3 separate regions of the Homo sapiens genome follow, and regions 1 and 3 are each linked to region 2. Evidence: chromatin contacts called from ENCODE Hi-C or POLR2A ChIA-PET data. All regions are on one chromosome and are shown on one strand. The core of a region is the stretch at or near the end of the contact, and the rest is flanking DNA. Distances in the headings are between cores, read along the strand shown. Region 1 overlaps ATP8A2 (ATPase phospholipid transporting 8A2). Region 2 holds the start of RNF6 (ring finger protein 6). Region 3 has its middle 38 kb from the start of GPR12.

The links. A loop is a pair of places that touch in the nucleus more often than their neighbours do. ChIA-PET counts read pairs that join two places held with the same protein, here RNA polymerase II (POLR2A). Pooled maps may share reads with other maps.
Region 1: a map of naive thymus-derived CD4-positive, alpha-beta T cell shows a loop between it and region 2 (2.4-fold over the local background). The contact joins the enhancer-like site here to the promoter of RNF6 in region 2. A Hi-C loop is called at or near these places in 1 of 168 maps with a recorded cell type or tissue (naive thymus-derived CD4-positive, alpha-beta T cell) and 4 of 50 pooled maps. POLR2A ChIA-PET finds 5 or more read pairs at or near these places in 1 of 52 experiments (CD8-positive, alpha-beta memory T cell).
Region 3: a loop to region 2 is called in a pooled map, with 6 times the contacts of the local background. The contact joins the enhancer-like site here to the promoter of RNF6 in region 2. A Hi-C loop is called at or near these places in 1 of 37 single-sample maps with no recorded cell type and 4 of 50 pooled maps.

Annotation. Positions count from the first base shown.
Region 1 is chr13:25,873,724-25,877,941 of GRCh38, forward strand. All of the region lies in intron 33 of ATP8A2 (ATPase phospholipid transporting 8A2), which reads left to right. Among named protein-coding and RNA genes, the nearest start is that of SHISA2, 180 kb to the right of the region's middle. Within about 2 kb of position 1,373, at least 4 of the 41 ENCODE cell types and tissues checked have a DNase peak (open chromatin) inside an H3K27ac peak, as active enhancers do.
Region 2 is chr13:26,220,794-26,225,486 of GRCh38, forward strand. RNF6 (ring finger protein 6) reads right to left here and starts at 1,521. Exons shown (of 5, transcript NM_005977.4): 1 at 1,210-1,521; 2 at 455-537. RefSeq lists enhancers at 293-1,174, 1,175-2,056, 1,202-1,581 and a silencer at 702-751.
Region 3 is chr13:26,720,170-26,724,525 of GRCh38, forward strand. No RefSeq gene overlaps it. Among named protein-coding and RNA genes, the nearest start is that of GPR12, 38 kb to the right of the region's middle. RefSeq lists an enhancer at 1,249-1,338. Within about 2 kb of position 1,567, at least 5 of the 41 ENCODE cell types and tissues checked have a DNase peak (open chromatin) inside an H3K27ac peak, as active enhancers do.

The sequences.
Region 1 (4,218 bases), core at 123-2,622, 350 kb before region 2:
CGCCTCCCAGGTTCACACCATTCTCCTGCCTCAGCCTCCCGAGTAGCTGGGACTACAGGCGCCCACCACCACACCTGGCTAATTTTTTGTATATTTAGTTTCACCGTGTTAGCCAGGATGTTGTTGATCTCCTGACCTCATGATCCACCCCCATCAGCCTCCCAAAGTGCTGGGATTACAGGCGTGAGCCACCGCACCCAGCCTTTACCCCATAAGTATCTCTTAAATATATCTGTTTCCACCCAGTTTCATCCCATCCAGTTAGTTTGCGCAGCATCATTTCTTGCGTGGACAATTGCAGTAGTCTCATGACTAGTTCTTAGCATCTGATCTGCCTGGACCCATTCCTCTACCGGAGCCAGAGTGATCTTGCCAAATGTAAGTCTGATGTCATTGTTCCCTGGCTTCCTGTTGCCCTCAGGATAAAGCCTGGGGACATTTACCTGGCCCCTGAGGCCCTGCGAGGCTTACCACTGCTCCCTTTATGCTCTCCCTCACCTCATCCACACTGGTGGCTTCCCACTTCCTGGTGTGAGGAGCGAGCTCCTACAGGGCGTTTGTGCCTGCTCCTCTCACTTCCTGACTGCACTGGTCTCCGCCTCCTACCAAGTTAATGCTTACACGATGTTTAGATCTCAGATGCTTGATCACTTCCCAAGGGAAGCCTTTCCTCACATCCTGGACCTACGTGCTCCTATTGTATGTTCTCTTAACACAGTTTACCTTTCGCTTGTTGTATAATACTCACCACAACTAAAACTCTACATACTAATGTATGAGGTGTCATCTCACACCCATTGGGATGGCCACTCTTAGAAACACAAGAACAGAAAACAGAAAATAAGTAGTTGGTGAGGATGTGGAGAGATCGAAACGCTTGTGACCTGTCAATGGAAGTGCAAAATGGTGCAGCTAATATGGAAAACAGCACGGAGGTGGCTCAAGAAATTAAAAATAGAACTACCATATAATTTGGTTACCCCACTTCTGGGTATATACCCAAAAGGATTGAAAACAGGGCCTCAAAAAGATAATTGCACACTCATATTTATAACAGCGTTATTCAAAACAGGAGGTAGACACACAATTCAAATGCCCGTTAGAAGATACATGGATGAACAAAATACAATATATACACACAATGGGATGTTATTCAACCTCACAAAAGAAGGAAATCCTGTCACCATTCTACAACATGGTTAAAGTTGAGGACATTATGTAAAGTGAAATATTCTAACATGGTTAATTAAGAATTGAGGACATTATGCAAAGTGAATAAGCCAGTCACAAAAGGCAAATACTCTATGGTTCTGCTTGTATATAGTGAGTACTCGTAGAGACAGGAAGTGCCATGGCAGTTGCCGGGGCTGGGGGAGGGGAAATGAAGAGCTGCTGTTTAATAGACACAGAGTTGCAGTTTTGCCACATGAAAACGTTTTAGAGAGCCGTTGCACAACAGTGTGACTTCGGTTAACCATACTGAACTTTCCTTAAAATGGCTAAGATAGTAAATCTTAAGTTTTTATCACAATTTTAAAAATGTACGTTTGTGTGATTTACTGATTCATATCAGCTTCTCTCTGTAAACTGGAAGCTCTGTGAGTGAAGTGAATATTCTCAAATATATCCTTAGTACCTAGTACCCATCTTTTTTTGGTATTCAGTAAATATTTAAATGAAGGAATTCATAACATTGAACAACCTCTCGTGTACAATTGGGTGGGTCTGTAGTTGGCTCTGTGCAGTTAGTGCCTGGTATCTGTTTGCTGCATTAACACAAACAGATGCCAAGTATTTCAGCATTTATACAATTATAATTGTATAAATTACACACAGGATCTGCACCTAAGAAGTGATTAATAGATTAATGAATTTAGCATTTTTCTTAAGAGAAGTGTGTGCAAAAAGTCAGTACCACAAACCATATATTTTTTTCACCCAAAGAATGATAGACACTTCCATTTAAAATTTCAGCCCAACTGTTTTAGCCACATAGGTGATGTCTGTGGCATGATATTCATTGATATTGGCGTTTGGAAACAGTTAATAGTCACACTTAATTACTTCATGGAAAATGTTTGTTTTGGAGATGATATTAAAGGAGAGGCATAAATGAAATTAAGATGGGTATTTTTGAGCACCTAATTCCAGGAAGTACTACGCTAATCATTCTCCGATAGTTTTATGATAAGAGATTAAAACTGAGGAAGACAGTGGGCCACAGATGGCACTAGCAGAAGTTTATGTACCCTAAACCAACACATGGTTGGGCAGCATTGTCATTATGATGTTCAAGGGACTGCCATTTCCAAAGTCATAAATATAAGCGTGTAGTTGGAGACAGGTTTTGGTTGAGAAAAATGTGACGCATAGATAGCAGCCAGCCTCCAATAAATCTGGGATGATTTCACGGAAGAAATAGAACTTCTCTGGGGCATTGTTCCTCAGCAGATCAGGGGGTGGGTGCTCCAAGGCCCGCTGCCTTGGAAGAGGCTGAAAGTGAAGGGTGGATCTGGCCCTGCCAGCTCAGTTGAGGCGTAGGATTTCAGTGGCAAGTAAAGCTGTATTACAAGAGAAGAAAAGTTTAGGATTTGGAAAGTCTATCCCCAGCACAGCATCTTAATTAAAGGAAAGAGTAAGGAAAAGCAGAGAGTAAAGTGGCTGTGAGTGCAGTAAAGAAGCAGAACTGGGGAAAGGAGAGCAAGGGAGGAAACAGTGATTGATAACGGGAGGACGAGGAGCCTGACTGTGATGGGGAAGGCCAGGTGGAGCCATGAAACCTGGAAGGAGAAGCTTTAAAAATTTCACCGCAGGAAATTACAGGCCTGTTGAGAAACTTTACTACGTATGGCATCAAAACAGAGTAAGACTGACCATGAAAAAAGATCCTTTAACATAGTAACTCGGAATTTTGCCTTTTTATGATTAATGTGGGAAAAGTAATTCTTAGAAATAAAAGGAAATGGAGGGAATATCAACATATGAATTTTATTTTGTGCTCTTTTTCTGAATGCTAAATCGTTTAAAATGAATCCTTAATAAGAAAAAGGAATAAGCCTTTGTCTGGAATGTAAAGAAAGAAAGAATTTTTCCACTATTCAAATAGAATTAAATATTGCATTGGGGCATTGTAATAGTTTTCTATAATATAAACTAATTGATTCTAAGTGAGATTTTAAAATCTAAGATGAGCATGATTTTGGAAAATAGCTCATTATTGCTGAAATTGTTTCGAACAGGAAATATAAAATCAAGAAGCAACTTTAAATAATTAACAAACTTGTCTACTTGGGGATTTATTTTTATTTAAAAAAAAAAACTAATCCTTTTTTCCCCTCAATGTTTTCAGTGGTTCAAACTTAGTGGAATAAACCTAATGAAGTAATATTCTCATACATGATATGAAAGTAAATTTGATTCAAGCTTTTATGTAGTTCTTCTGACATAGGTCATCTTAGTGACAGATTGCCACCTACCAGATGCCATTTTAGGCCACTTTCTCCCCCAAAAACTTTTTTTAAAAAAGGAAAGTAATTCTCTTTATTCTTCAGTATCACTATGCTAGAGTTAGGAGTTGTCCAGAAAGTTACAGTTTGGGTCCAGATGGTCTACAGAGCTCACCTCTTTGTTTTTAAAAATTCGATAGGGTGAAATGAGCTTCCAACACTTAAAGCTCCAATCATGGAACATCTGACTCATAAAGCGATGTTTGAAGCTGTATTTTTTGTGACTTCTCCATGTTGTTTTACTTTGTTTCATTGAGTTGTTTATATTCATTCGTGTTGTATGTCTCTTGCCTTCTTTAAGTTAGTTCTTAGTTGTCTTTCCTTTTGATGTCCTTGGCACCGACCTGGTCCTCCCCCCGACCCCACAATTCTGTTTCCAGTTCAGTAGTAGTTACTTAAGGGTGTCTCCTCCCATGTTCCTTAGAGCAAGTGCCTTTCTAAACTTTCATACTAGCCATGTGGCATAAGTGTCTGTTTAGTTTATCTTTCCCAATTTTTGCCTAGAGACTCCTCTTAAGCTGTTTACTGCCAAAATCACCATTGCAGTTAATTCTAAAGCCATTGTATAAGCCCCCAAGCCCTTCAGACATGTCAAGGAAAGTAGCTGTGTTCATTAAGGACAATACTTAGTGCTTTCAATTGCTGACAAAGGGAACATGCTGCATTTCCAGCGACTTCCTAACAGTGTCACCTGTGTATACAGAGAACCCTC
Region 2 (4,693 bases), core at 271-2,770:
AGTGAAGCAACTGTGCAACTCTGCCTCTCGAAATACACTAGGTATTTAATAAGCAAGCTGCTTTAAATATAAGGTGAAATTAGCCTACAAGTCTAAAATACTGTTGGAGTAAGCAACTATTCAATTTCACCTGTAACACTAAATTACAAATTCAAGGATTTTTTTCACTGTGGTTATTTTATTATGTCATTTTGAACAAATGACCTAGTAACATTATCCACTCAAATATGAATTAACACTACTAAAAACTCAAGATCTCTATCTTCAGATTAAGACCATAATTAGCAAAGAGCATATTTCGTAGGTACAGCAATAATAGGATTTTTGTAATAAATAATTTTACAAGTTGAAGCCTATCATAAAATCAAGTTACCCTAATATTATTTAAAACTTGAGCTTCTCCTTAAAGGTAATTTTCTTATACAGTTAATCACAATGAAAACAAAGCGAATACCTTATTTTCCTTTCAACACGCTTTTAACATATGCCATGGTATCCATCCTTCAATTGTTTGTGCCTTTTTTGAGAGCTGCCCATCTGAAGCAATAAAAGAGAGTTGAATAATTCAATAAACTGTTTCTTTAAAGGCCAGGAACGGGTGGTAGTCTCCCCACTCTGCTGCAAAGCCAAAGCAAATTCTCCAGTGGATTTTGTTAGACACATCTAGAAAATTAGATCCCCATACAATTAGGTCACGAAAACCTCCCGCAAGGCCCCTACCTTCCGCAACAAACTTAGGCCTTTCGTCCTACACTGTCACTGTTCCTGGGTTTACGCCTCCTCTCTCAAAGGCCTTCCTTCCTATCCCGTTCCCATTCGGATGTTACCAGGGTTAGGCGTCTCCGGCTTACTTCTAAACCTTGACTTTCTTGCCACCCCCGCCCTCCGTCCCGCTACTGGTTTCTTTCCCGGCCGTTGCGACGGAAGCTCGCGCCGGGGGACGATCCCCACTACGATAAATAAAGTGGGCTCAAGAGGCCCAACCAACCTCTTCCCAACCGAGCCTCAAGTAACGCTTCCCTTAGAGACCTAGATTCTCACAAGGAAGCAGGTGATAGACGGTGCATCCCAACCAATCACCAGCCAGCGGAGCGCAATAAGAAGGCAGTTAACCAATCGGAGAAGAGATGGGTGGCTCGAAGGATGGCCTGCTTTCCCCGGCGTCTCCAGGAAGTAGTGGTGGGACCCAGATCTTTCCCTCGAGCCCACCTCTCCAGGTCTTGGGCCTTCGCCCTCCTGTCCGGAGAACGTGTGCTGTGGGCGGCCGTTCTCTCGGGTGCTGGAGGCTGTGGTTGGGAGGCGGGATAGGCTTGCCGCCGCGCCTCCGGAGCCCGCTGTGCCCTCGAATTGGCCACTGAGGAGAGAAGCCGGAAGCCCGTGCTGCAGCGTGGGGTCGTCCAGCTGGAGGGGATACTCGGGAGGAAGAACGGCAGGCCCCAGCCCTTCTTTCCCGACAGCCACGCCGCCCACTTGGCGGCGGGGAGTCGCTCCGCAGCCGGCCCGGAGCTCGCCCGTGCAACTGAAAACTGCGTCCGTCGGGAGCTAGGGTGCCTGGCGTCCCGCGTTCCGCCCTCTTGCGCCGCCCTTACAGTGCCTCCTCCTCGAGGCCAAATGCCCGGCCGCTCAGCGCTCGTGGCAGCCGCGTAGTTGCAGAGACACGGTCTGCTTTCCAGGCTTGGGAAGTCCCAGCACTTAACTCTGCGCGTCGGTGTCGCTCGTTTGCCAGCCAGACTATAAAGTGCACCCAACGGTGTATGCGTCTCTTTACTTCCGGGTGTAACGTACTACCCAGCCAGGCCCTTTCCCTTGCTGTGCTTTGGAACCTGGAAATTACAAACCCTAATAAATTCTGAAGTCTGTCTGTCTGTCTATCTCTATTTGAGACAAGGTCTCATCCTGTCGCCCAGGCTAGAGCGATCGTAGCTCACTGCAGCCTCCAGCGATCCTCCCTCCTCATCCCAGTAGCTGGAACTACAGGCGCTTGCCATTAATTTCACATTTTTTCTTTTGTAGAGACGGGGGTCTCGCTATGTTGCCCAGGCTGGTTTCGTACTCGGCCTCAAGCAATCCTCTCACCTCAGCAAAATGGGATTACAGGCATGAGGCACCGCACCCCACTATATTTTGTGTTTTTTCACCTTCCCGCTAGGAAAGCAGTTTGAAACTCCCAACATTCCTCCCTCTGATTTTATTTCTGAGATGTGAGGCTTACTAAACTTACCTCACCGTTAGTTAAGATGCTGAGTAGGTCTCTGTCTAACCTGGTATAGTCCCCTTTCCTGACATCCCTACCATCTGATGACTTCATCACTGGAGAGTGCTCACAATGCCGTTACTTGTTATTCTTCCGTTTGTTCTTTCATTTCTGCATTAACTTTTGAGGAACTACCATATCCCCATTATTATGCTGGGCACCTGGATAACAAGCTACATGCAGTCCTTAGCATCAATGAGCTACCAGTGTAGTAAGGATCTATGGACAAGTGTTTAAAATAAGCATATGGATATGGATACTAAAATGGAAATATATAAAACAGCCTAGAAAGCCCTTCCAGATCTTTCTTCTGCTTACATTTACAGGCTGTTGTCTTGGCACTCCGAAACTGCTTGAAGTTCCGCCACAAGATATGGGAACTCCTAAGCAACCCCCAACTCCACTTTTACCTAATTTCCTCTGTCTCCCAAAACTCAGCTCAGTTCTCATCTTTAAGGAATTTTTCCTGATACCTCTGAAATAACACCCTTACCTCACCCTCCAGCCCGATATTTACACATAAAACTAAGCAAATGTCCCTTTTGGGGGCTCCCATACTCCCTCTATATATAAAACCCTATTTTAGCATGTATTCATGTATTTAACAAATAGTGAGTGTGACTATGTATTAGGTGCTGGTGATGACAGCCGTGAATCAGACAGTCATGTCCTCATAGAATGAAGTCCTTGCCCTCTTTTCCCATGGAAAAAGAGCCATTGAGCAAATACTTAAGATGATTTTCTGTTTTTAGGTCTTTACTACCTAGAGTCTGAACTGCTTAAGTGTGATCAAATGGTCTAATTCATTTTTGTAATCCCAGAACTTAGCACAGCACTTGGCAGAACATTCTCCTCAGCCTACTGCATAGATGAGCAGAGAAAAATGCAATCTTTTGGCAAACGGGATTAATGCACACAGTACAACGACTTCAGATATTGTGAACACACATCATAGAAAATAACAAGTAGAAATCATTTTTAATATCTGTGAATTTTGGAGAGTGCAATCAAATGCAATAATCCAAGTGCAAATACTTTTTACATGTTGAGTGGAAAAGACATATGTGTCTCTTCCTATTTTTCCTATTTCCTATTATATACCCTAAGAATAAAAAAAAAACTATTATAAAAATGTCTAAATAAAAATCCAATCAAGTGATTTACCAGGTAGGAAGTTGCAGGTTTTTGTGAGTAGAGAATCAGGTAATGTATGTAACTTGAATCCAACACCTTGCTTCAGTTTTTGTAGTCCAAGACAAAATGACTACAAAGAGGGGCTTAGATACAACAGCTGGAACAGACAGATGAATCATTCTGGATATCTACTCCAGGTCTCAGAACCTGCCAAGGTCTCTGGTCTAATTAATTTCTGTTTATTGGATTGGTACCTGGCCTTTGTAGTGTGTATGCCTCATGTAACTCCTGGACTTTTTACAATTAGGAATACAAAGATCTAAAATAATTAAAACCATAACATTAAAAGGATTCTCTGTATATCTGGTAAATTATGTACTTGTCATGTTTAAAAGATTTTGGCTTCATAAAACGACAGCCTTAATTACAATTTAAAACAAAATGGAGCACTCGATTTCAAGTTTTAAGTTGAAGTTGAAATCTTGCTAAGTTTATGGATGGCATCAGAGCAGCAAAGAGAAATATAGGCTCCCCATATTGTTTTATTATTAGTTTAAAAATTATTATATAAGATTTAAAGACGAAATTACATGTAACATTTGAAGTACTTGTGAATGAGATAAAATATTAAATGTATAAATACAGTTTAAAATGTTGGTTTGAAGATATTAAATATGTATATGAATGAGATTGAAAGTTAGTGAAGGGCTAATTCCAAATGACTGTTAAGATTTACTATACTTGACCAGGCACAGCTGCTCACACCTGTAATCCCAGCACTTTGGGAGGCCAAGGCGGGCAGATCATGAGGTCAAGAGATTGAGACCATCCTGGCCAACATGGTGAAACCCCATCTCTACTAAAATTACAAAAATTAGCTGGGTGTGGTGGCGCACACCTGTAGTCCCAGCTACTTGGGAGGCTGAGGCAGGAGAATCGCTTGAACTTGGGAGGCGGAGGTTGCAGTGAGCTGAGATTGTGCCACTGCACTCCAGCCTGGTAACAGAGCGAGACTCCATCTCAAAAAAAACAAAAACAGAAAGATTTACTATGCTTACCACTAGAATAATAAGAGCTGTAAACCAAACGTAAAAACCTAAGTTGTAACTAGGACATTGAATTTGGAACTAATAAGTTGAATATTAACTGTTTAAGACAAAGATTTTTTAAATAATATGTTCTTTATTTCCTTATAGCTCTTTTAACAGCCTTATTGAGATATAATTCACATACCATAAAATTTGCCCATTTAAGGTATACAATCCAGTGGTTTTTAGTATAATCAGACTTGCGCAGCATTCACCA
Region 3 (4,356 bases), core at 317-2,816, 500 kb after region 2:
TAAAATGCATGATCGGTATTATCCTAGATAAAGACAGACAATTCATAATAATAAAAGGTTTAATTTTCCAGAAAGATACAATCATTCTCATGATTTATGTACACAGAATAATATAGCTTCAAAATATATAAAGCAAAATGTTGTGGAATAAAAAGGATAAAAAGACAAATTCATACTCATTGTGAGATATTTTAATATCTTTTTATCAGATATTGATAAAATAAATGGATAAATATTTATTAAGAATATAGAGGAATACAGAATGAATAATATTCTGTAATCAGCAAACTTGAACTAATGAACATATGTAGAAGACTGCATTTAAGAGCTGTAGAACACACATCTTTTTAAGGATGCTGTGACACGCTGACCATATGTTGAGCTGTTAAACAAGTCTGGAAAATTTTCAAAGGATAAAAATTAGATGTTTTTTTCACTTCAATGCAATTAAGCTAAAAATCAATAACAAAAAGATAACCAGAAAATTATTTTGTGTTTGGAAATTAAGCAGTACTTTTCTAAAGAACCTATGGGACAAAGAAGAAATCATAATGGAAATTAGAAAATATTTTAAAATACATTATTATGAAATATTGTATATCAAAACTTGTGGAATGCAGTTAAAGCCATGCTTGGCAAAAAATTATAACCTTGAAGTTTATATTAGAAAAGAATGAAGGCTAAAAATCAATGTGCTAAGAATCTGTCATAAAGTCTGGGGGGAGAAGAACAGGAAAATCAAAGAAAGTAGAAGTAAGGATACACAAGGATACAAGCCAAAAATAATGACTTAGAAAAATTAACACACAAAGGAGGCTGAAGAGGGCCAAAGAGCGGTTCTTTTAGGAGGTGAATGAAGCTCAACTCCCTGGCAAGCCTGTTAGGGGAAAAAAGGAACTAAAAAGCTAAAATAATAATCAGTGGTCAGGCACTATGAAGCAAATTTTTGCTAATGATCTTACCATCATTAAAAAGATAAGTGAATTATGCCAATAGGTTTGAAAATGTAGCGGAAATGGACAAAGTCCTAGACTCATAGCAGGGGTTCTGCAATGTTTATTACGATTGAGACCTTAACAGTTTAGACCCTGTATTGCTCATCCCATGCTATCCTCCGGAACTCGGTCTTGGAAATGCCAGACTAATGTGCATGAGAGAGAGAAGCTTAGTGCAAAATTCAGCAGGCAGGAAGGATGTGGTCACCATCTGACAAGATCCTCAGGAGGCTTAGAGGCAGGAGGGGCCATCTGCCCTGCCCCCTGTGGCCTCATGGCTGCATCCGCCGCTCCCTGGATGGGGCTCGGGGGTACCTGGGAGCATGATCCGTCCTTATACTCCTCTCACATCAGTATCTAAACTCAGAGTTTACAGAACAAGGGAAACTGCCTAGAATGAGGCTTGTATTCCTAGGGGCAAGGGCTTTCGCCCACCCTCACACAGTTTAATGTCACCTGCCTCCAGATTGTGTTAACACAGAGCCTCTGCACAGCCTCCTTCGCGGTGGCCTCAGACATTTCCGGAATTAGTTGTCAGAGGGTAGGCCCCCGCGCAATGCCAGCTTGCAGAGTGCAGAACTGGGAGCCACCAGGACATTGTGTTTCTCCAAAGAGCGGTGCAGGCCCGGGCAGCGACCTCTTGCTGTTCAGCAAAAAGCAAACATTCAAAGCAGTCCCTGCGGGCTCAGCGTGGCGACCATGAGCGCACGTTTGTGTGCCGGCTGACTCTCCTCCTCGCATAGGAGGACCAGGGCGCATTGGTGGCGGTGGGAGTAGGCACTCTGCAGAGCTGCTGGCCCGAGCTCCACATTCAGCCTCAAGTCGCACTCTTTGTACTGGATGTTTTCAGAAAAACAGCAGACCATGCCCTAACAGCCTTAATGAGCCTTGTAACTGCATCTGCTCTTAACAGTAAAAATTAGTGCTGAACAATGGGACCCTCACTCATGGGGCTACTGTGGTCTGGCAGTCAGGACGGGTGGGTGGTCCTCGCTGCCACTCACCCACCCGAGAAGGGGACTATTTTTAGACTATGCTTCATTTTCCCCTAAATACAGTATTTAAACCACCGTGGTCAGAGTTGGTCTGCTTTTACAGCCCTCTACTTTTTATTTTCATCTCCATAGTGAGTGAGGGATATTGATTCTTTCCCAAATGCTCACTCTAGTACGAAACGTTCTTTTTTCCTTTTCTTTTCTTTTTTTTCCAATTCATGTAAAACAGTAATATAGGAACACCTGCTATGTGCAAGTCATATCAAAGTACCTGATTTTTATATCTCCTCATCCAGGGGTGCCTCCTCCATCAGTGGAGGCTGGTGGGTTCAGAGTGGTGCATGATACAGATCTTTGCAGTAAGAAGAGCTGCACTGAAATCCAGCCTCTGCCACCTCCCCATTGCGGGGCCTTGGATGCATCACCAAAGGCTCTGAAATCCGCTTTGCTCATCTGCAATGGATGGATGTAATTGCTTTAGTGAGTTACAATCTTGGTTGAGCTGTAAACAAGAGGGTCTTGCTTTCCTTATTTGCCCCTCGAACTGTGCTTTGTGAACCTTCGTTTTCTACTGCTTCAAGAAATGACAGCTTGGCCAGATTCCATATCACTTCACCAACTTTCTTTTTTTAAATTCTTAATAGAATTTTGAAAAGAGTATTTTTAGGTTTTCAGAAAAATTGCACAGAAAGTACAAAGAATTCCCATATACACTCTCTGCACCCACACAGTTTCCCTGTGATTAACATCTTGCAAGTGTGATACATTTGTTACAATTGAGGAGCCAATATTGATGAATTATTATTAACCAGAGTTAAGAGTTTTCATAGGTTTCACTCTTGGGGTTTTACATTTTATGGGTCGTGGCAAACACATAATGACAAGTATCCACCATTATAGTGTACAGAACAGCCTCACTGCCCTAAAAATCCCCTGTTCTCCCTCTCCCTCTCCCTCTCCCTCTCCCTCTCGGTCTCCCTCTCCCCACGGTCTGCCTCTCCCCACGGTCTCCCTCTCCCTCTCTTTCCACGGTCTCCCTCTGATGCCGAGCCAAAGCTGGACTGTACTGCTGCCATCTCGGCTCACTGCAACCTCCCTGCCTGATTCTCCTGTCTCAGCCTGCCGAGTGCCTGCGATCCGCCACGCCTGACTGGTTTTCCTATTTTTTTGGTGGAGACGGGGTTTCGCTGTGTTGGCCGGGCTGGTCTCCAGCTCCTAACCGCGAGTGATCCGCCAGCCTCGGCCTCCGGAGGTGCCGGGATTGCAGACGGTATCTGGTTCACTCAGTGCTCGATGGTGCCCAGGCTGGAGTGCAGTGGCGTGATCTCGGCTCGCTACAACCTCCACCTCCCAGCCGCCTGCCTTGGCCTCCCAAAGTGCCCAGAGTGCAGCCTCTGCCCGGCCGCCACCCCGTCTAGGAAGTGAGGAGCGTCTCTGCCTGGCCGCCCATCGTCTGGGATGTGAGGAGCCCCTCTGCCTGGCTGCCCAGTCTGGAAAGTGAGGAGCGTCTCTGCCCGGCCGCCATCCCATCTAGGAAGTGAGGAGCGCCTCTTCCCGGCCGCCATCCCATCTAGGAAGTGAGGAGCATCTCTGCCCGGCCGCCCATCGTCTGAGATGTGGGGAGCGCCTTTGCCCCGCCGCCCCGTCTGGTATGTGGGGAGCGCCTCTGCCCGGCCGCGACCCCGTCTGGGAGGTGAGGAGCGTCTCTGCCCAGCCGCCCCATCTGAGAAGGGAGGAGACCCTCCACCTGGCAACCGCCCCGTCTGAGAAGTGAGGAGCCCCTCCGCCCGGCAGCCACCCCGTCTGGGAAGTGAGGAGCGTCTCCGCCCGGCAGCCGCCCCGTCCGGGAGGGAGGTGGGGGGGTCAGCCCCCCGCCCGGCCAGCCGCCCCGTCAGGGAGGTGAGGGGCGCCTCTGCCCAGCCATCCCTACTGGGAAGTGAGGAGCCCCTCTGCCCGGCCAGCCGCTCCGTCCGGGAGGGAGGTAGGGGGTCAGCCCCCCGCCCGGCCAGCCGCCCCGTCCGGGAGGGAGGTGGGGGGGGTCAGCCCCCCGCCCGGCCAGCCGCCCCGTCCGGGAGGTGAGGGGCGCCTCTGCCCGGCCACCCCTTCTGGGAAGTGAGGAGCCCCTCTGCCCGGCCACCACCCCGTCTGGGAGGTGTGCCCAACAGCTCATTGAGAACGGGCCATGATGACAATGGCGGTTTTGTGGAATAGAAAGCGGGGAAAGGTGGGGAAAAGATTGAGAAATCGGATGGTTGCCGTGTCTGTGTGGAAAGAAGTAGACATGGGAGACTTTTCATTTTGTTCTGTACTAAGAAAAATTCTTCTGCCTTGGGATCCTGTTGATCTGTGACCTTACCCCCCAACCC